Linked DNA regions of Mus musculus: all the other regions are linked to region 3. The links are chromatin loops, found by intact Hi-C in ENCODE. Cell type or tissue: heart. All regions are shown on one strand.

Region 1 (5,000 bases), 490 kb before region 3:
TGGTTTAAGGAGGAACTAGAGTATTGTATTATTTATAAAAAGGGTAGTAAAAACAGAACCCCCCTGGTACATGCTTTTACTAGGCCCAGAGGAATAACATAATTAGGTGCTTACTAAGGGACCCCTGGTGGTGAGTTATACAATAGACTAGAACTGGCTAGGGTGTGAAGCCCTCGAACCTGGCTCCTAAAAGTAGCTAACTTTAGATAGGGCTGATTATCTCCCTTGTAAACACTGCCTGGTTCCTGCCAGTTTTTATGTATGTATTTCCTCTGTTTTGTGTAAAGAGTCATTATACATCAGAGGACCTCAATGTATCTTGTCTGGTGTATTGCCTAACTTCTATGTTTTCTTCTATAATAACTATATAAGTCTGATGCTCACTTTGAGAAATTACACTCAGATTCAGCACTCTCTTATGTTCTTGCCTGTTTGTCACTTGCTGACTCCTTGCCCACCTGAGTACCAGAACCCCGATTCTCCCCCAAGTTGAGGGACCCCAACTGGGTCTGCCTGCAGCATATGGTGATGCAAATACATTAACCACTCTGAATTACAACAGTATGCAAAAGCTGGGGACTGCAACACATCACTCACCCTGTGCCTCAGGCTTCCCAGGATTCCCCACTTACAACAAGCAGTACTCAGGGGAATAGTGGAACCGTAGATTTCACAATATTCATGATGAATTTTAGCCAGTGCTCAGATGTCTCCATGAAATACATGCCCTAGCTCCTGATCTAATTCCTAGTAAACACACACTCGCTGGAATGCTTGTGGTGACTTACATGCACTGCCGTCCTTCCATCAGCAGTGAAATCAAGCTGTCAGTACCCAGTCAAAAGAGACATCTGCTGGAGTTTCTGATGGGGCTCTGTTCAGCACTGCATTGGCAAAGTCAATATGATCCCCCAGAAAGGGATTAGAAAAATACTGTAAACCAACACGCCAAAGGTAACTAATCAAATAACTGCCGGGTTATGTTCACAGATTATACAAACCAATGTCACTAGCCATAGTCCCCAAACTAACAGAGTCAAGCCAATCTCAATCAAAATCCCAGTGGGCTTTCTTTAGAAAACTAACAAGCTGACTTGGGCAAAATGAACTCCCAACCTCACACCATACTCAACCACGGCCCAGCAGCATACTCCAAAATTAACTGAAAGTAGAGCAGCCATTCAACCATAAAACCTGAAACCATAAACATCTAGAAGCCTCTGAGACTTCAGGTGAAGCAAAGAATGACTTCCAGAGGACACTAAACACGGAGCAAGTTGACCAACCAGCAGTGAGCCTCTAAAATGGAAGGGGAACCAAAGGCTGAAGAAAATAATTTGGGATTCACGTATCTGAAGAACTTGTATCCAGAACATACAGTGACCTGCCATCATTTAATGAGAAAACAAATCAATGTTTTGAAAATGAGCAAAAGCCTTCAAAAGCTCCTTTACGAGTATGAATGGCCAGTGAGTAAGACTACAGGCAGCATCTTTAGTTACTGAACTGCACACGAAAGCTGCCATGAGCTCTTACTCCCAGAATGCCTAGGGACACTCTGAGTGAGCAAGTGGGGATGAGGAGCGAGCATCTGGTACTACAAAGGGACGGCCACTCGGGGAAACAGCTCACAAGGCTCTGAGCCTGCACTTCCACACTCAGATATTTACTCACATAAAAGAAATGTTAACGTTTGTGTGCAAATACTCATTGCATTTTATTTTAAATGATTCCCAAAATCTGCGATGGGGGGAAATGGCCTCCGTTAGTGAAGGGACAATTTGTAGGCTAAGCAGCCAAAGTCTACTTCTGAGGCATAAGGTGCTGCTGAGACATCAACACCAATGCACACGTACTACACAAGAGACAGAGGTCACATTCACAGAGCGCTACAGCCCATGCTCCACGTACATGCTGGTCTACAGAAGGCAAACCCTGGACCCAGGAAACAGTCAGGGCATCTGAGCACACAAAGTCCTTAGCATGACAGATTGAAATGGTTGCTCAGTTGTATATATTTGTCAGAGTACTGAAATGCACATTAAAAGGCATTCTATTAAAGAAATTATCCTTTATTTAAAAATATTTTTATTCTTTGAAGGTTTCATACAATGTATCTTTTGTTGTTTTGTTTTGTTTGTTTTTGTTTTTTCAAGACAGGGCTTCTGTGTAGAGCTCTGGCTGTCCTGGAACCCACTCTGTACACCAATGTGGCCTTAAACTCAGAAATCTGCCTGTCTCTGCCTCCTGAATGTTGGGATTGATGGAACGTGCCACCACTGCTCAACTTTAATGTATCTTTTTAATGAAAAACTATAGCTAGGGTCAACATACATGAATTTCACTAATAAAATAATAGCACAAGAGGTATAAAACATAATTAATTGTCGGGAGGAATTAACCGAGTCAAGGAGCCGTCTGTCCTCTTCTGTTCCCTGTGGCTCCATGAGGTCACCTCAGCATGCCTAAGTCCCAGGACACACATGAGAACTCTGCTTCCTAGAGCTGCTTCAGTTAGAGTTACATACTAATGATTTCATTCTATGTGACTAAGATACTAAGTGCTAAGTCACTGCACAAAAATATAAAACAGCCAATCCAAACCAATATACTGCATTGTGTCCATTGTGTGAGAATGTATTTTAAAAGATGTAACTAGTATTTTTAGTAACACTGTATTAATACTGCTGGTCTAAGATCTGAAACAATAACACTGAATCCACAACTACCGTCACAAAATGTGTTTTTGTGATTTCTGCTTCTTGGTAGATAAACTTTCCTCTACATAAACTGTGATTCATATCTGCATGTGAACAGCAGCTGCACACATGAGATAATGCCTGTAAAAGTGCCTAGAGCAAGACAGAAATGAAATTCTCATGATAACTGAATGAAGGAGACAGCAATGCTTCTGAGAGCGATCTCAGCATATTGCACAGAATATCTAACTCTTGGGTGCAGTCTTCCTACATGAACCTTTAAACAGTTAGTGGAACACCAGTGCACAAAATTATAATAATATCACCAGGTAAATGACAAGATCCTAAATAAAATTTATTTGCAAGCACTAGAGGGCGCTCTAAGACAACAGACCTTAGTATGCAGCTGTAAAACTTAATTTTATTCTCAAATATAAACTGAGACAATTGTCAGCACTAAGAATTTTGCTTTCAAACAAATACATAAAGAAAACTGAAGCATCAGAGCCCCATTCTTCCAGAGTGTATAGCAGCACTTACTCCAAGGTCACTACAGCCTCCTCAGCCTCCTCATGATACACACAGCTCAGTCTCCTCTGAGATAAGAGCTAAAATCTAACAACGCCCTTGTCTCTAATAAACAGTAAATCCATGTTCAGGTGGCTAAAGGGGAGCAAACGGCCTTTAAGGCTTAAAGTCAAGGGAACTTATAAAGCGAGTCTGATAGGAGATTAAGGCTAAACGTCCTGAATCCTAGTCCAGGTTACTAACGTCCTACAGCACAGGCTGGCAACTTTTACAAGGGTAATGTTGAAGCTGCTGGGTCGGCCTCCTTTTCCTTTTCTATTTTTTACTGCTTTTTTTTTAGATATTTTCTTTATTTACATTTCAAATGCTATCCCGAAAGTTCCCTGTTACCCTCCCCCTGCCCTGCTCCCCTACCCACCCACTCCCACTTCCTGGCCCTGGCATTCCCCTGTACTGAGGCACATAGTTTATAAGACCTAGGGGCCTCTCTTCCCAGTGATGGCCGACTAGGTCATCTTTTGATACATATGCAGCTAGAGTCAAGAGCTCTGGGGTACTGGTTTGTTCATATTGTTGTGCCACCTATAGGGTTGCAGACCCCTTCAGCTCCTTGGGTACTTTCTCTAACTCCTTCATTGGGGGTCTCGTGTTCCATCCAATAGATGACTGTGAGCATCCACTTCTGTATTTGCCAGGCACTGGCATAGCCTCACAAGAGACAGCTATATCAGGGTCCTTTCAGCAAAATCTTGCTGGCATATGCAATAGTGTCTGCATTTGGTGGCTCATTATGGGATGGATACCCGGGTGGGGCAGTCTCTGGATGGCTTTTTACTGTTTTATATATTCACTTTACATCCTGCTCATTGAACCCCTCTTAGTCACCCCCTCCCACAATCCTCCCCACCTCCTTCCCTTCTCCTCTGAGTGGGTGGGGCCTCCCTGGGTCACATCAAGTCTCTGTGAGGCGAGGCGCATCATCTCCCACTGAGGCCAGACAAGGCAGCCCAGCTAGAGAACATATCCCACACACGGGCAACAGCTTAAGATATGAAGCTATTGTTTTAAAAATGAAATGAAATTCAAATTTCTATTGCTCTTATCTGCTGCCTTCATAGTTTTATAGGCCGACAGCCATAGGAAATTGGAAAAGAAGAGAAAAGAAAGGAAAGGAAAAGGAAAGAACAAATAAAATAAGGCTTTGAATTGTAAAACAAGAAATGTGATCCTGCCACCGAAGCCTTCACAGGGAAATCCTTCCTGGCATTTTAATTTACTTCTCTTAATTCAGTACTGCAACTATATATCCATCCCATCATGCACGCTGCCACGGGTGATCCAGAAAGGTGTTCTGGAGTTTGAGCAGCCCAGGTTTCAGGCAGTGCTAGAGATACATGCTAGAAATGCACTGCTATAGCTCCCACAGAAGTACCTGGTAACTGAACCACTATTTAATCTCAATGAGGCTTTTTTTTTCCTTTCAAAAGTAATTACAAAAAAAAAAAAAAAGCATTATAAATGTTTCAAACCCCCATCTTCCGCCAATTTCCCTCAGTCTCTCTCACAAATGCACAAGCATACCACTGCCCTACACAGTGACCTCGCCTCTCCTGCCAGCTCTAACCAATTACCAAGTCCCAACAGCAAAACAGGGTTGAATGGCAGACTGTTGTGGAGAGCTCAAGACTCCTTAGTACATCAAAATCCAATCGTGACCGCAGTCCCAGCCACATTTACAGCTTCTGTCCATGAACTGAAAAGCCTGTGGCGTGT
Region 2 (5,000 bases), 56 kb before region 3:
TGGAATCCTGCCCAGCATGAGGGACTTCTCTTTCTGGGCATTTCCTAGTCAAGCTTTTAGGCATATATAATTATTATTATGTATGGATAAGTGTTTTCCATGCATGTATGTATGTGTAGCATGAATGTGCTGGCTGCCCACTGAGATCAGAAGAGAGTGTTGGGTCCTTTGGGGCTAGAGCTGAAACAGTTTTGAGTTGCCACACAGGTGCTGGGAACCAAACCCAGGTCTTCTGCCAGAGCAACAAGTGCTCTTCACTGTGGAGCCAGCTCTCCAGATCCTAGCCTTCAAGTCTCCTGACTTCCGAGGCTATGTAGAGGCAGCGGATGCAATTGATTGCTATTGTTTTTGTAACACAGAGGCGGAACTGAGTCTTTACCAATCGTTTCAAAATTGGAGAGTGTTGCTGAATCAGAGGCCAGAACAAGGAGCCCTAAATCTCATTTAAAAATCCTCTAGGCAGTTCTTACACATGCTAAAGTCTGAAAACTCTTAGTCTACTTAAATGATCAGTCGGGACCATGTCTTCCTTTCTTACAAAAGCGACATGGATGGCTGAGCTCTTAGGATTAGGTCCAGCTGCCCCATCTGTAATCCTCGCACCAGCCCTGTCCACATACTGAAATCATCTTTTGAAATCAGCATGTCTGTGTTTAGAATGCTAGGATTGGATGTAAGAATTGCTGTGTGCTACTGTTATTTTTCTTTGTAGGATATTATTAGTTCAGAATTCATCCATAAACTTGAAGCTCTACTGCAAAGAGCGTATCGTCTCCAAGAGGAGTTTGAGGCTACCCTTGGGGGATCTGACCCTAATTCCATTGCAAATGATACTGGTAAGTAGACTTTTGTATGGTTTTTCTGAAACCTATGTTCTTTTTCTTCATACATACATACATACATACTTATTTATTTATTTATCTTCAGTGTCTTAATATTCAAGGGGAAAAGGTATTTGCTGTAGGTCTAACTAGCCTGGGCTCACTATGCAGACCAGGATGACCTAGAACTCAGAGGTGAGATTAAAGGCCTGAGAAGATTTCTTGAATGACATTTGGAAGGAAGGAATGATTTACCATCGTTTCTTCCTGTAAATCATCTAAGATTGAAGTGAGGGGCTGCGGGGCTGGAGAGCTCAGTGGTTAGGAGGCCCTGCTGCTCTTGCAGAGAACTCAGGTTTCACTCTGAGTGCCCACGGAGCAACTGGCAACTCCAGCCACAGGGATCCCACGGCTGTCGCTGACTTTCCCCTGAGACAAGGTTTCTCTGTGTAGCCCTGGTTGTCCTGGAACTTGCTCTGTAGACCAGATTAGCCTCGAACTCACAGAGATCCATCTGCCTCTGCCTCTGCCTCTGCCTCTGCCTCTGCCTCTGCCTCTGCCTCTGCCTCTGCCTCTGCCTCTGCCTCTGCCTCTGCCTCTGCCTCTGCCTCCCGAGTACAAGAGTCCATCTTCTTATCAGTATACTGTGTTTCCTAACCACGTCTAAAACTGAGCATTATCTTTGAATAGAAAGGTTAACGATGAACTCTTTGTGGGCAGTGTGTCTGCAGGAAATCATCACTGCAGCAGTGTAAGGAAGCCTGGAAGCCACATACTATAAAAATAAGAATTAATTCTGGGTGTGATAATTCCTTGTGAGGATCTTCCTTTCTGGATTTGTTGTTGTTTTGTTGTTTTGTTTTTTTCTGTTTCAAAGCTGGGATCTAATGGGGCTTGTACATGCTGCTTAGCCAGTGAGCTCTCGAGATCTACCTGTCTCCTTTCCCCTCGTGCAAGGGTTATACGCACACGTCACCACACCTGGCTTTTATGTGGGGGCTGGGATCCAAACCCAAGCCTGTACAACAAGCACTGGACTCCTGAGGCCCTCCCCGTTTTCTTTCCCTTTCCCTTTCCCTTTCCCTTTCCCTTTCCCTTTCCCTTTCCCTTTCCCTTTCCCTTTCCCTTTCCCTTTCCCTCTTTCTTTCTTTCTTTCTTTCTTTCTTTCTTTCTTTCTTTCTTTCTTTCTTTCTTTCTTTCTTCCTTCCTTCCTTCCTTCCTTCCTTCCTTCCTTTCCTTCCTTCCTTCCTTCCTTCCTTTCTTAATTTCTTAATTTATTTTTTTTTAAGATTTATTTATTTAGTGCTTGTGAGTACACTGTAGCTGTCTTCAGACACACCAGCAGAGGGCATCAGATCCCATTACAGATGGTTGTGAGCCACCATGTGGTTGCTGGGAATTGAACTCAGGACCTCTGGAAGAGCAGTCAGTGCTCTTAACCACTGAGCCACACCCCCACACCTGTTTTTTTTTAATAATGGGAAGATTTTCTTCCTTCATATGTGTGTGGTGCAGGTGCTGGGGATTGAACCTGGATCCTCTAGAAGAGCAGCAGGCTCTCTTAGCCGCTGAGCCCTCCATGTTTCTAAACTCTTCTGTACCGACATCTGACCCTTGGCTTAGTTACAGCAGATGTGTAACCACATTTCATGGATGGACGTTATGTTTCCTCAATGAGATGAAGGCTTGGGTCAGTTCTTTCCTAACAGCATGGACATTTCCTACCTCTGAGGGGCTTCTTGTTGACTGTGCTGTTGTCACTAGAGGGCAGCACGCCTCCTCCCCAGTCTGTGCTGTTGAGTCACTAGAGGGCAGCACGCCTCCTCCCCAGTCCAGAGAGCAGTGGCTCGTCAGTGCCGCTCTGTGCTGCTGGCTGGACTGGGCTTAACCCGAAGCACACTTATGGCACATTTGAGAGAGGCCTTGAAAGGGTGTTCACAAAACACTGAATAGTAGTGAAACTTTCCGTTATTGTGGAAGGTCTTCCACTTCCTTGTGTCTAGATATTTGGGACAGTATTTATTTATATTTTCTGTTTTTCAGATTGGTAGCAATCATGATTTTGTAATTGTGAAAAGAACATTTTTGAGCTATGTCTCCCTGTGTATCTAGTGCTGGCTTTGAACTTTCTTTAGCTCAGGCTGGCTCAGTCTTCCAAATGCTTCAATTACAAGTGTGTGCCACAGTGTCTGGCCAGCTGTTATAATGTTTTGTTTGTTTGTTCAAGACAGGGTTTTTCTGTGTAGCTCTGGCTATTCTAGAGCTCACTCTGTAGCCCAAACTGGCCTTGAACTCATAGATCTGCTGGCCTCTGCCTACCGAGGGCTGGGATTAAAGGCATTAGGTATTTAAAAAAATATTTGTACTCACACATATGTGTGTACAAGTTGTATGTGTGTATGTGGGTGCGTGTGCATGTGGGTGCATGTGTATGTGGGTGCATGTGTATGTGGGTGTGTGTGGGTGCGTGTGTATGTATGTGTGTGCGTGCGTGTGCATGTGGGTGCATGTGTATGTGGGTGCGTGTGTATGTGTGTGCTTGTATATGTGGGTGCGTGTGTATGTGTGTGCTTGTGTATGTGGGTGCGTGTGTATGTGGGTGCGTGTGTATGTGGGTGCGTGTGTATGTGTGTGCTTGTGTATGTGGGTGCGTGTGTATGTGGGTGCGTGTGTATGTGGGTGCGTGTGTATGTGGGTGCGTGTGTATGTGTGTGCTTGTGTATGTGGGTGTGTGTATGTGGGTGCGTGTGTATGTGGGTGCATGTGTATGTGGGTGTGTGTGTATGTGGGTGCATGTGTATGTGGGTGCGTGTGTATGTGTGTGTGTGTGTATGTGGGTGCGTGTGTATGTGGGTGCTTGTGTATGTGGGTGCGTGTGTATGTGGGTGTGTGCATGTGGGTGCGTGTGTATGTGGGTGCGTGTGTATGTGGGTGCATGTGTATGTCGGTGTGTGTATGTAGGTGTGTGTATGTAGGTGCGTGTGTATGTGGGTGCGTGTGTATGTGGGTGCGTGTGTTTGTAGGGCAGGAGCGGCATCAGGTCTAGAGCTGAAGTTTAGGCAGCTGTGGGCCGCTTGACTGTAGAGTTGGGAAACAGATTGGGTCATCTGGATGAGAGCGAGAACATTTAACTGCTGAAACATTTCCCCATCCTTCTTATGTATTTTTAAAACTTAATTAAAAAAATATTGCAAAAACTTATTTCCCAATGTGCAGTTGGCCAAACCTTTTGAGTGTGGCTACAGTTGTACGTAGACACAGCTAGTGTAGTTTAGTAGTTATGAACATGAGCTTTGGAGCAGAACAAGCATAGGTTAATATCCCGCCTCTACCCACCTTCCTACCTCCGAGGCCTTTCCTTAGACAACTTAGTTTATATATAAGATGTAGGATTAGCCTGGAACGGCTAATTAGCCTGGAATGCCAGCCTGGGCGGCCACAGCAGGAAGAGACCACAATGCCAAGGCCTGCCTGGGCTTCCGTAGTAAGTTCAGGAACAGACTGGTCATCTTTGTGTTCCCTGGTCTCAGAAAGGGAACGGAGGGCTGGTGCTGCGGCTCAGGGCAGCTTGGCTAGCAGGAGCCAGCGTCATCAGCCTGCCATGCCCTGCTCAGCAGGTGTGAGATTCAGATTATATTAGTTTCATGAGGGATTGCGGTGTCATGGTGAAGTAGGCAACTGCTGCCTCACGTTTCTGTTTATTATTGTATTTCTATTCCAGCTCTTTAAAAGGACTATTCTAAGATGATTTTACAGTCTGGCGGGGGTATGGGTAGATGGATGTAATATGAATATAACTTGCTTTACAATAATATTATTCAATCAAATTTTTCTGAACAGTAGCATCTTTTTCTGTAAATTAATTTTATTTTTCTCATAATAATGTTTGCATTTTCTGAAAGAAGACATTCCTCCATGTGTGTGCATGCTCGTGTGAATGTGAGTATGCATGTGCACTTTTAGTGGGTGCAAGAGATAAATGTCATTGTCTGCCTGTATCGCTCTCTGCCTTATTTTTGGAGACAGGATCTGTCACCGAATGTGGAGCTGACTTTTCTGGCTTATCTGATTGCCAGCAACACCCCTGGGACTTACCTATCTCTGTCCCCGGTGCCATAGTTACAGCTGTTCCTTACCCAGCTGTGTAGCCCGTGCTGAGACTCTAAGCTCAGGTCATCG
Region 3 (5,000 bases):
GATTCTTGTGACTCTAGAGCTTGCCCATTGTCTCAGCTTTGTCATAGTCCTCCGAGAGGAAAGCCTAGATTAGATTGGCCTGTGGCAATGTCTGTGGGTAATTATCTTATTGTTGATGCAGGAGGGTCCAGCCCACTGCAGGCAGCAGCATCCCTAAGCAGGTGGTCCTGGGCTCTATAAAAAGCCAGCGAAGCGTAAGCCCTCCCTGAGGGTCTGTGACCTGGGTGGGTAAGTCAATTTCATCCCTTCATTCCCAAGTTGCTTTCAGTCAGACCGTTTCATCACAACAACAGAGTGAAACTAGAAGAGCCGTGAAAAGCAATCAGTTCTTATCCTACCTCCCTGTACCCCACTGACTTTTTAGCCAGAATTCCAGGTTCCCCATCCCGACTCTGGCCCTCAGGCTGTCTTCCATTTTAGATAGGCAAGGAAGCCCAGAGCTCTCCAGCAGTTAGGACAGATCCGGAACTTCCCGACAACGTCCTGGCTGGCTTTTGTGATGGCTAGTGGAGTATGACCCTCCCCACTTTACTTCCTGCTATGTCAGCTGAGCGGTTAGCACAAGGCTGCTCTTGAAATAGTCTCAGTTTTCATTTAAGCTGATAGTGGATCCGACCGCAGTACTGTTTGTTATCTTGGCCTCTGTCCCCGTGCTCAGGAGCTTGCCCTGTGTCCTGGCTGGTGTATGAAACTCTAACAGCATTAATGAGCATAGCAGGTTTAGTTAACAAGGCTCCAGTGTGATAAATATACTTTGAAAAGCATTACCACCATGTAAAGGAATAATGGTGTAACAGTTACTACAGGAGAATATCAAAGTAGGCTGCAACTTAAGTTTGCTGGGGGTTGGGCTCCATCTCACAATATGCCCTAGTTTGTGTTAGCTGTGGAGTCACCTGGAAAGAGTCTCAGGTGATCTTTATCAGGTTGGTCTGTGGTTTTGTCTGTGTGAAATTGTCTTAATTGGCCTAGGAGGACCCAGGTGGTCCTGGGCTGCATAAGGAAGCTGGCTAGGAACAGTGAGAGGGAGAGATGGGGCAGTGCCCACGTGCAGCCTTTCTTTCCGGAGCTCCCACTCCCGCCCTTTTTGTGCTCCTGCGCTGCTTCCCTTCAGTGGCAGATATGAGCCAGATCGATTCTTTCCCTGCCCGCCGTGGTTTTAGTCAGGGTTTTATTGCAGCAACAGGAGGACACCAGGACGGTAAGATCCAGTTTCCTGCTTTTGAGCTGTGGTGAAGGATCTGACAGACTTTATAATGTACTTTTGCTTTCCTTTTACCAAAATACAGCCTTAGCTGTATCGTCCTAACTGGCCTTGAACCTGTGGTTCCTACCTCATTCTTCTGAAGGCTGAGCTAGACATGCGCCATCCTACCTGTTAGTCATTTTCATGAATTAAATGAGGGACGGTTATATGTAAGTTTTTCTTTTCTTTTCCTTTGATCCAGGGTCTTGTGTAGCCTGAAGCTCACAGCAGTCTTCTGCCTCAGCATCCCTAGTGCTGCAATGGCTTTGCACTTGCTATAGCTGACTATGTTTTTATACAAGTGAAAATTGATAAACATTTATCCTTAAACTTTATGAAGTTCAAAACAAATTCATTGTTTCTTTCAAAGACTTAGGTTTTAACGTTTAACACTTATTTAACATTTATTTACATACTTAACTTTTTCATTTAAAAGTTCCAACAAAGCCATTCCTGGCAGTAGACACTGTGATCTCACATTGGGGAGGATGCAGCAAGAGGATTGTAAATTACAAACCAGGACAGGCCTAATCTACAAAGAGAGTTCTAAGCCAGCCAGTGCTACAAAGTGAGACCTTAAAAAAAAAAAAAAAAAGGAAAGAAATAGAAAGAGGCTGGAGAGATGGCTCAGCGGTTAGGAGAACTGACTGCTCTTCTAGAGGTCCTGAGTTCAGTTTCCAGCAACCACATGGTGGCTCACAACCATCTGAAATGAGATCTGATGCTCTCTTCTGGTGTCTCTGAAGAAGGCTACAGTATACTCACATAAATAAATAAATCTTAAAAAAAAAAAAGAAAAGAAAAAAAGTGGGGTGGGGTGGGAGGAGAAGTCAGAGGCCAGCCCTCATCCCTGCATCTGTGCACCAGAGGGAGGGGGGAGGCAGGGAGCCAGGGAGGTAGGGGCCTAAGACAAAGAATTTACTTGAATTCAGTGAAGAGAACCTGCCTGGCTGCCACTGTCTGGACAGTTTTGCTCTCCTGAGATTATGTAACAATACGATCACCATTTGATTTCAGATTTGTTTTGCACATTGTTTGCTGCTGAAATGCTTTGGTTGCATATGTAAAATGTGAAGGAAGACAGGGGAAAAGGAGAGGCTAACCACAGGTCTGAGGACAAGTTATTCCAGGGAGGGGAAGAGGGCAGCTTGGTGGTTGAGTTCATACATGTGAAGCCCTGAGTTCATACAGCCTGGGAAACAATGAGCTGAGAGCTGGAAAGACTGTTCAGTTAGTGTGCAAGCATGTGCAAGCGTGTGCAAGCCTGAAGGCCAGTGTTCAAATCTCCAGAGCCCAAATAAAGCTATGGTAGATCTTGGCATCAGTACCCCCAAAACTCCTAAAGGGAGACGGGAAGCAGACAAGGCAAGCCCATCCTTGAAGCTCATGGGCCAGGGAGTATATGGCACATGCAGCAGCCAGCCAGAAAACCCACCTTAAACAAAGTAGAGGTGAGGACTGCCCGAGGACCTGTCCTCTGACACACACGTGCATGGCACACACAAGACTGAATTCAAAGTTACAAATATATACACACGCAGAATAAGGTCTATAAGAAGTGTTAAACCTAGCGTGCTGACCAGTTCTGTTCTGAAGGTTTCTTTTCTTGCTGTGTCCGAGAACCGTACCAGCACAGCAAGTGAGAGATGCCTGGGACCTGCCACATGCTTGCGGGGAACTGAACCTGGGTCCTCTGGAAGGGCAGCTGAGCCATTTCTGCAGCTCTTGTCCTTGACTGTTCAAGGGCTTTGCCTGGGATTACATTCAGAACTTCACAGGATGGCATTGTTATGCTGCTGCTGCCCCCATATGGCAGCTATAGATATTGCACCTGGCTGTTCAGAGTGCAAAAGTCACTTTAACAGTAGAGTCAGAAAGACTTCTATGAGCCGGGCGTGGTGGCGCACGCCTTTAATCCCAGCACTCGGGAGGCAGAGGCAGGCGGATTTCTGAGTTCGAGGCCAGCCTGGTCTACAAAGTGAGCTCCAGGACAGCCAGGGCTATACAGAGAAACCCTGTCTCGAAAAACCAAAAAACCCAAAAAAAAAAAAAAAAAAAAAAAAAAAGACTTCTATGCTCCTAGATAGAAAGTCATCTGGTATTCAGTTACTGGGTTACAAAATGAGTTTAAGCAAATTTTCCTTTAGCATTCTAAATATAATGAGATCTTAGCCTAAATCTTTACTTTCTAGAATGGGAATTGACTTGATTTGATAGCGTGCTCTTTTTCTTTAAGTTCAGTGACTCTCAAAAGGTGGTCTCAGGACCTGTTCCGTATGGCTAAGGACATCCATCACCCTTATGCAGTTATGCAACCTGTGTGAGGTCATGTTTTCTCTATAAATTTCGATTAAGATGACATGTCGTAGTATTTTGAATGTAGAAGCAGATATAAGAATGTATTCTCTTGTTAGGCCAGATATAAAAGAGGTTTTCAAACCTATGCCCACACTCATACACAAATAAGTGAATAAATACTTTTAATGAGACCCTTATATTTTTTATAGCTATACTGTATCCTATTAGACTTTCGGATCTGTGAGAGCGTCTCCTGTTTGTCACTGTATAATAGAACCATGGAAATATCCTAACAGACTATAGAAAGATGCTCGGAGAACACTTCTGAATTGATACATATATTAGTTTGAAGATTTATTTTATATGTCTAGGCATTTTGCCTACACATGCATGTCTGTATTCCACATGCATTTGGCCTATACATGCATGTCTGTGCACCACATGCATGCTTGGTGTTTGCAGAAATTAGAAAAGGGCGTTGGAGCCTCTGGAACTATAGTTAACAGATAGGCCGAAATCAGCCAGGCAGGTGCTGGGAAGTGAACCCAGGTCCTCTGTAGCCACAGACAGTGTATGAGTGCTGAACCAGCTCTTCAGGATCCATGTTTATCTGTTTTACCTTGCTTTTAGAGATCACTGTGAGTGGGAGTAGGGTGTGCTTTAGTGTGTGTGTGAGGGCCAGAAGATGACCATCTGGTGTCAGGTCTCTTTCCCATGGGGCACTATGCTACCAGTACCCTCAGGAATAGACCCTAGGGGGAAAAGAAAGACAGAGAGGAAGGGCTGTGCTAGAACCTGGGTGAGAGCAGACTCCTGACTCTTGAGACTCAGAGCAAAAGAATCATTGCCAAGCACTACTGTGGAACTTTAAAACTCTACCAAGAATGTATAAAGTTATTATTCTGATAATTTGTAGTAGTTAAACATGTCACAGAAGCTAAATTAGAATATTTTCCCTATAGCAGAGATGGTAACTATGTTTTCATTGAACCTTGGCACCGATTGAAAAGGAGTTGATAATTTTAAAACAGTTGCCAAAGTTCTGGAGAAAAGTGAATTGTTGAATGGATACTATCAGTGTTATAGGCCATCTATGAATACTGTGAGCTAGAAAACCCGTGAACTGGTAAGCATAGTTATGCTGCAATAAGCGCCTCTGCACTAGAAAGCAAGTCCCTGCTCGGGGACGTATTTGTTGGCTGGTACTATACAGAAGCTCAAAGAGGAAGATGGTAAAAATGAGACAAAGACTGTCACAACTACCTCACTGTTGAGATGTGATTATTGTACCAAAATGTTGTGCATGATTGATGCATGATATTTGGAATTTGAGGTTTCCAAAAGATTGATTTAAAAGTCCTGCTCAGGTAGTTTATAGTGAGAATGGAAACAGGGGGCTCTAGAGATGACTCAGGCAGTGAATCATTTGCTGAACAAATGTGAAGGCTTGAGTTTC
Region 4 (5,000 bases), 49 kb before region 3:
CATGACACTAAAGGTGGAGATGGACCTTCCCTCATAATCAACCTAGGACCCCCCTCCTGTTTCCCTGCTAATGTGGTAATTTTAAGAAATGGGAAATATCCTAGCTTTTGAAACACTGTGTGCAATGAAGGAGGAATCATTACAATTTTGCCTCTCCTTTAGATTTAAAATATCATATGAAATGGAAGAGGTTGAACAAAACGTGATACACATGAAGACAAGTTAAGGACGAGAGAGGGATACGTATCTCCTAATGAAATTTTATATGCATATCACAGAAACCTATCCCTTAATCCAGGGGACTCTTTTTCTCTCTCTCTCTCTCTCTCTCTCTCTCTCTCTCTCTCTCTCTCTCTCTCTCTCTCTCTCTCTCTGTTAAGACTGTCCATTTCCTAACTCAGGAAGTATTGCTATTTTTTCCACCACCTTTTAGATATTAGCTAAAATGCTAAATCTCTCTATATGATACTCTGGACATATTCTCTCTTCTCCCTCCCTCCCTCTCTCCCTCCCTCTCTCCCTCCTTCCCTCAGATTCCTTCTCCTGACACAGCTGCTCACAGACTTCCAACTCAGGACACATGCCTGCTCTCCTTGTATTTCTCTCCCCATTGCTGGGCATTCCAGCCTGCCTGCCTTGTTCTCTCATATTCATATGCTAGCAAAACTGACCCACCCCTCCTTCCTTCCCTCCTTCCTTCCTTCCTTCCTTCCTTCCTTCCTTCCTTCCTTTCTCTCTCTCTTCCTTTCTTCCTTTCTTTCTTTCTTCCTTCCTTTCTCTCTCTCTCTCTCTCTCTCTCCCTCTCTCTCTCTCTCTCTCTTTCTTTCTTTCTTTCTTTCTTTCTTAAGAATTTAGTGGCTCACACATTAACTGGTTCATTTCTCCTGGCTCTTGAATGGTATCAATGTTTTTAAACTTCTTTCTTTATAAGCTGCACTAATTGGACAATGTGGTGAGGCTTCCTATAACTTCCTCTTGGAGTGGAGGTTGGAAGAGAGAAAATTCCTCCTAGCCTTACCTATGCAACTCTTGGACCCCTGACTCCGAGTCTAGACCAGGAAAGTAAGTTCAGGTTGTGCGCAGCAGTGATGAGCTTGCAAGTCCTGGAATGCAACCAGAGCTGTGACTAGTTAGTTGTAGTTACGTCGAGTTTCCTGGCTGCTTAGTGAGGATCCAGTTCTCAGTGTTAGCCACTCTACACTGCTCACAGGGAGAAGCAACTTAAAATCCAAGCAGAGAGAGTGCTTTGTAAAACAAACTTCAGTTTGGATCCCTAGCGCCGATGTAGAAGCCAGATGGGTTGACATGGGCCTGTAATGTCACCTCTGGAGTGGGGGAGAAAAGCAGACCCTGAACCTCATTGGTTGGCCTTCCTAGCTGAATTTTGGAATTTCAGATTCAGTGAGAGACCCTGACTCAAAAAATAAAGTGCCCTCAACAGGATACGCAGACGGCTTTCTGTAAGGCTCAAGGAGCACTACAGCAGAGAGAGGAAATTAAATGCTGCTCTCAGGGCAGGACAGACCTTCCCCAGTATCTCACAGCATCTGTGCTTGTTTGCAATGGGCCTGTAGGAGACTGGGCCACTCAGTCACCAATCATGGGTGGGGACAGGTGGCAAGTGCTTGAGGGTCCCTCTTTTATTCTGCTGAACTGTGGGCAACTGATTGATTCTGCGTAAGGGACAGTTACTGTGTTCCAATGTATGCCAAATGGTGAGTTCACAGGCTTCAAACATGCCCACACAGATAGTCCTGATTAAAATCAGTGGATCATAAAACTAAAAAAGGGGGTGGGGCGTGCATGTGGAAGGGGACCTGTGGGATGAGGGGAGACAAAAGCAGTCAGATGCACTAGATATGTGCATGACATTGTCAAAGAACAGATGGAGTGGATAATAATCAAAAATAGAGAGTGACTTCCAAAGATACCTGCCCCAACCTTCAGCCTCCACATCTAAGCTTCTCTCTATATATTCATGCACCACTCATGCAAACACACACTTAGGAACACACACGCCCATGCACGCGCGCGCACACACACACACACACACACACACACACACACACTTCCCCCCCACTTCTCTGCTTAATGAAGGCAATGCAGCAGAATATTTATGTTGGCCTCTTTAATCCTGTGATAAGAAAGTAGTTTTGCATTTGGCAAGAGGGGAGGAGGGCGCTCTCCTCCAGGGCACTCCTTCTCTTTGGTTCCTCTCCCTGCTTGATGCCAGCATTTGCAAGGCGGGGTAGGAAGCCCAAAGCCAAAGGCCAGTCTGGACTTAGGGAAACCGTGTCAGAAGACACAACCAAGGAAGCCTGCTTGCTGCCTTCACACAGAATGGATCCCTGCGCTAGACCTGAGAGAGGGAAGCTTTGGCTTGAGACTGTGAAACTAGTATTTCAGGATTTAGCAGATGATTTCTACATGCATCTGAATAGATAGATAAGAAGGTGGCTTTCAGGCTTTCTGATCTGTGCTGGACATGGTGACACACTTTTAATACAGCACTCGGGAGACAGAGGGAGGTAGATCTCTGTGAGCTTGAGACCAGCCTGGTTGGCTACATAGCCAGTGAGAGCTACAAGTAAACCTGTCTCAAAAACCAGACAGTTTGCTGCCTACCAGGATGGCTTGCTGCCAAGCCTGACACTTGAGTTCAGTCCCTGGGACCCACATACTATACAGAGAGAATTGAACGCCCACAAGTTGTCTTCTGACCCCAAGTGCACAAATGCATAATCCATAAATGAAATAAGAAAAGTAAACAGATAAAGCGTGTATTGAGCTGTTTCCTGTGCACCGTTTGTGTTATGTGATTCAGATGAGTAAGTCCAGGGCAGGCCTTCAACAGCATGAAATCTGAGTAACCAGCTAGGCCTTCCTCATAGCAAACAATTGGAGCGCAATGCAGTGCGTTCGTACTACTGACTCAGAGCCAGAGCTTCCTGCCCAGCAGAGCCTTAGCTTCCCGCCCTGCCTCTTCTTTCTGTACCTTGTAACTGGAGCCTGCCTGTTTAACAGCCTAAGATAAAGAGCTTGAAAGTAAACAGATCTGGTTTAGGACGTTTGGGGCGTGAGTCAACTCTTGGCTTATCTGCCTCTATTCCTGAGGATTTGTGGAGTTCATTTACAGATCAAATACCACAGCTGTCAAGTGATAGATATGAAGTAGTAGTATCCTACACAATTAGTTTTTCTTAATAAATAAATAACCTTATAAGCTTTTAAAATAGCAAAAATAGATGGTAGATTCAAAAATACTATTTTATTCTCTCTATATGTATATATGCTAAGCATGACAGTTTTCATATACATGAAATATACAATAAAAGTATATCTTACAATAAATAGAAATTTTTATTATCTTTATTATTTTGTTATCTTTCATATATTTTGATAGAAGGTACTTTTTAGCTGGTCCCAGATACTGTGATTGGTAGAATATGGAATCTAAAACCTGACACCAAGGGATGATGGTCACTTTAGCAAGGGCCTTTTGCTACTGTCCTGCACATAGGCCTGTGTCAAACGCCTGACACACTGGGTCTGTGTCAGTTCCAGCTTTGGCAGTGTGTTGTGTGTTTAGAGCAGGAGTTTTCGTTGTTCAGTGGTTTAGTTTTAGGAAGTGGCATGGGTCGTGGGCTTTAGTTGTATCTTTGTCTCTAACTATTCAGACTGAGAATCAATATTCAGGATAAGCATTGGCCTCTGTTTTCATTTGTGGTGCTAGGAATCCAGTGCAGTGCCTTGTGTGCTACACAGTGCTCTAGCCTTGAGACATCCAGCCCGACGTTTCCTTGTCTTTGATTGGTCAGGGTGCTTGTGTAGGACCCAGCTGCTGGATTTCAGAGCAGTTTAACATAAAGGTGATTTGCAAGATAGGGGGCTTTGGAGGCGCTGTGGAATGGATAGGGCTTACACGAATAGAGTTCTAGCTCATTAACCTATAATTTCCTTTTTAAATTAATTAGGCTTTACATTTTATATGCTTATTTTCTTATAAAAATATGTATTGCAATATCAGTATTAGAAGCAACTCTAGAGCCATGAGTGTGATTAGTGTTTGTGGGGGTTTTTGTTTTTGTTTTGATGGAAAAGATTTTGAGATTCTTTTACATTGATGTATAGGAACAAATACCTTGTTTTAGGCCTTACAAACAAACCAGGAATGTTTTCATGTCAATGGCTTGCTATAATATGGGTATACTTTAGGGATTAGGCCCCCACATGATCCGTTGTTTGAACAGAATAAACAAGGATCTTAGACTTGGAATATCTATTCAGAAAAACTGATTTTCTTTTGTGGTTTTGTTATTTTTGTTTGTTTGTTTGTTTTAAGATGGACGCCTCACTGCATAGCATATACTGGCCTTAAAGTCAGTATCTGAGCTGGCTGATGGCTCAGTGGGTTAAAAGCACAGGCCAGTCTACCTGAGATCCCTAGAGCTCACATGGTGGAGGACGAAAACTGAACCCCACAAGTTGTCCTCTGACTTCCACTCACACTCTGTGGCATATGTGCCTGTATACATACATACATACATACATACATACATACATACATACATACATATATACACACATACATACAATAAATGAAAAAGCATGTCTTCTGTATGTTGGCATTACAGGAGCATACCAGCACACATAGCCCAAGTGTAATTTCTTTGTGTATAGAAAACATGGCAAAAGGTGTCAGGGGGAGAAAAATGAAGCTCTTGCTACAGTTGTGGTCATCTGTAGTCTGGTGTTTAACAGCCGTTGCAGGTTAAGCAGTGCAGCGTAGCCTAGCCCATGTGTATACGTGCTGTGGGAACACTGAAGAAAAGCTTGTGAGTGTTCTTTGGACACTTACAGGAGGCTTCATAGAAGGAATAACCTGAAAACACACAGTAGGCCTGCCAGGAAGATCACAGACAGAGCATCTCGAGCAGAGAGTGCCATGGAATCAAGCTACAGAAGACACATGCATAGCATAACAGTACACATAGCAGTAA

The links. Hi-C counts contacts between places; a loop is a spot of excess contacts. Peaks named below come from ENCODE experiments on the same cell type or tissue, not always from the same donor. Only the 100,000 strongest peaks of a DNase experiment are listed, where the experiment ranks them.
Region 1: it touches region 3 in a loop (5-fold over the local background); 8 of 42 quality-filtered maps call a loop at or near these places.
Region 2: it touches region 3 in a loop (5-fold over the local background); 17 of 42 quality-filtered maps call a loop at or near these places.
Region 4: it touches region 3 in a loop (5-fold over the local background); 18 of 42 quality-filtered maps call a loop at or near these places.

The regions. Positions count from the first base shown.
Region 1 is chr3:152,747,869-152,752,868 of GRCm38, reverse strand. The region is part of intron 9 of Pigk (phosphatidylinositol glycan anchor biosynthesis, class K); the gene reads right to left. Gm40181 (a long non-coding RNA gene) reads left to right here. Exons shown (of 2, transcript XR_867777.2): 2 at 1-419. Among named protein-coding and RNA genes, the nearest start is that of Gm40181, 5.7 kb to the left of the region's middle. In heart, a CTCF peak has its summit at 3,073 (motif pointing right); no DNase peak of the experiment used is centred here.
Region 2 is chr3:152,313,450-152,318,449 of GRCm38, reverse strand. It overlaps Miga1 (mitoguardin 1), which reads left to right. Exons shown (of 16, transcript NM_174868.4): 7 at 713-836. Among named protein-coding and RNA genes, the nearest start is that of Miga1, 24 kb to the left of the region's middle. In heart, CTCF peaks have their summits at 2,390 and 2,600 (motif pointing right); a DNase peak (open chromatin) is centred at 2,629; H3K27ac peaks cover 1,287 bases.
Region 3 is chr3:152,257,692-152,262,691 of GRCm38, reverse strand. The region is part of intron 1 of Nexn (nexilin); the gene reads left to right. Among named protein-coding and RNA genes, the nearest start is that of Nexn, 5.6 kb to the left of the region's middle. In heart, a CTCF peak has its summit at 3,054; DNase peaks (open chromatin) are centred at 571 and 3,011; H3K4me3 peaks cover 1,715 bases; H3K27ac peaks cover 2,555 bases.
Region 4 is chr3:152,306,648-152,311,647 of GRCm38, reverse strand. All of the region lies in intron 7 of Miga1 (mitoguardin 1), which reads left to right. Among named protein-coding and RNA genes, the nearest start is that of Miga1, 31 kb to the left of the region's middle. In heart, no CTCF peak of the experiment used is centred here; a DNase peak (open chromatin) is centred at 2,977; H3K27ac peaks cover 3,500 bases.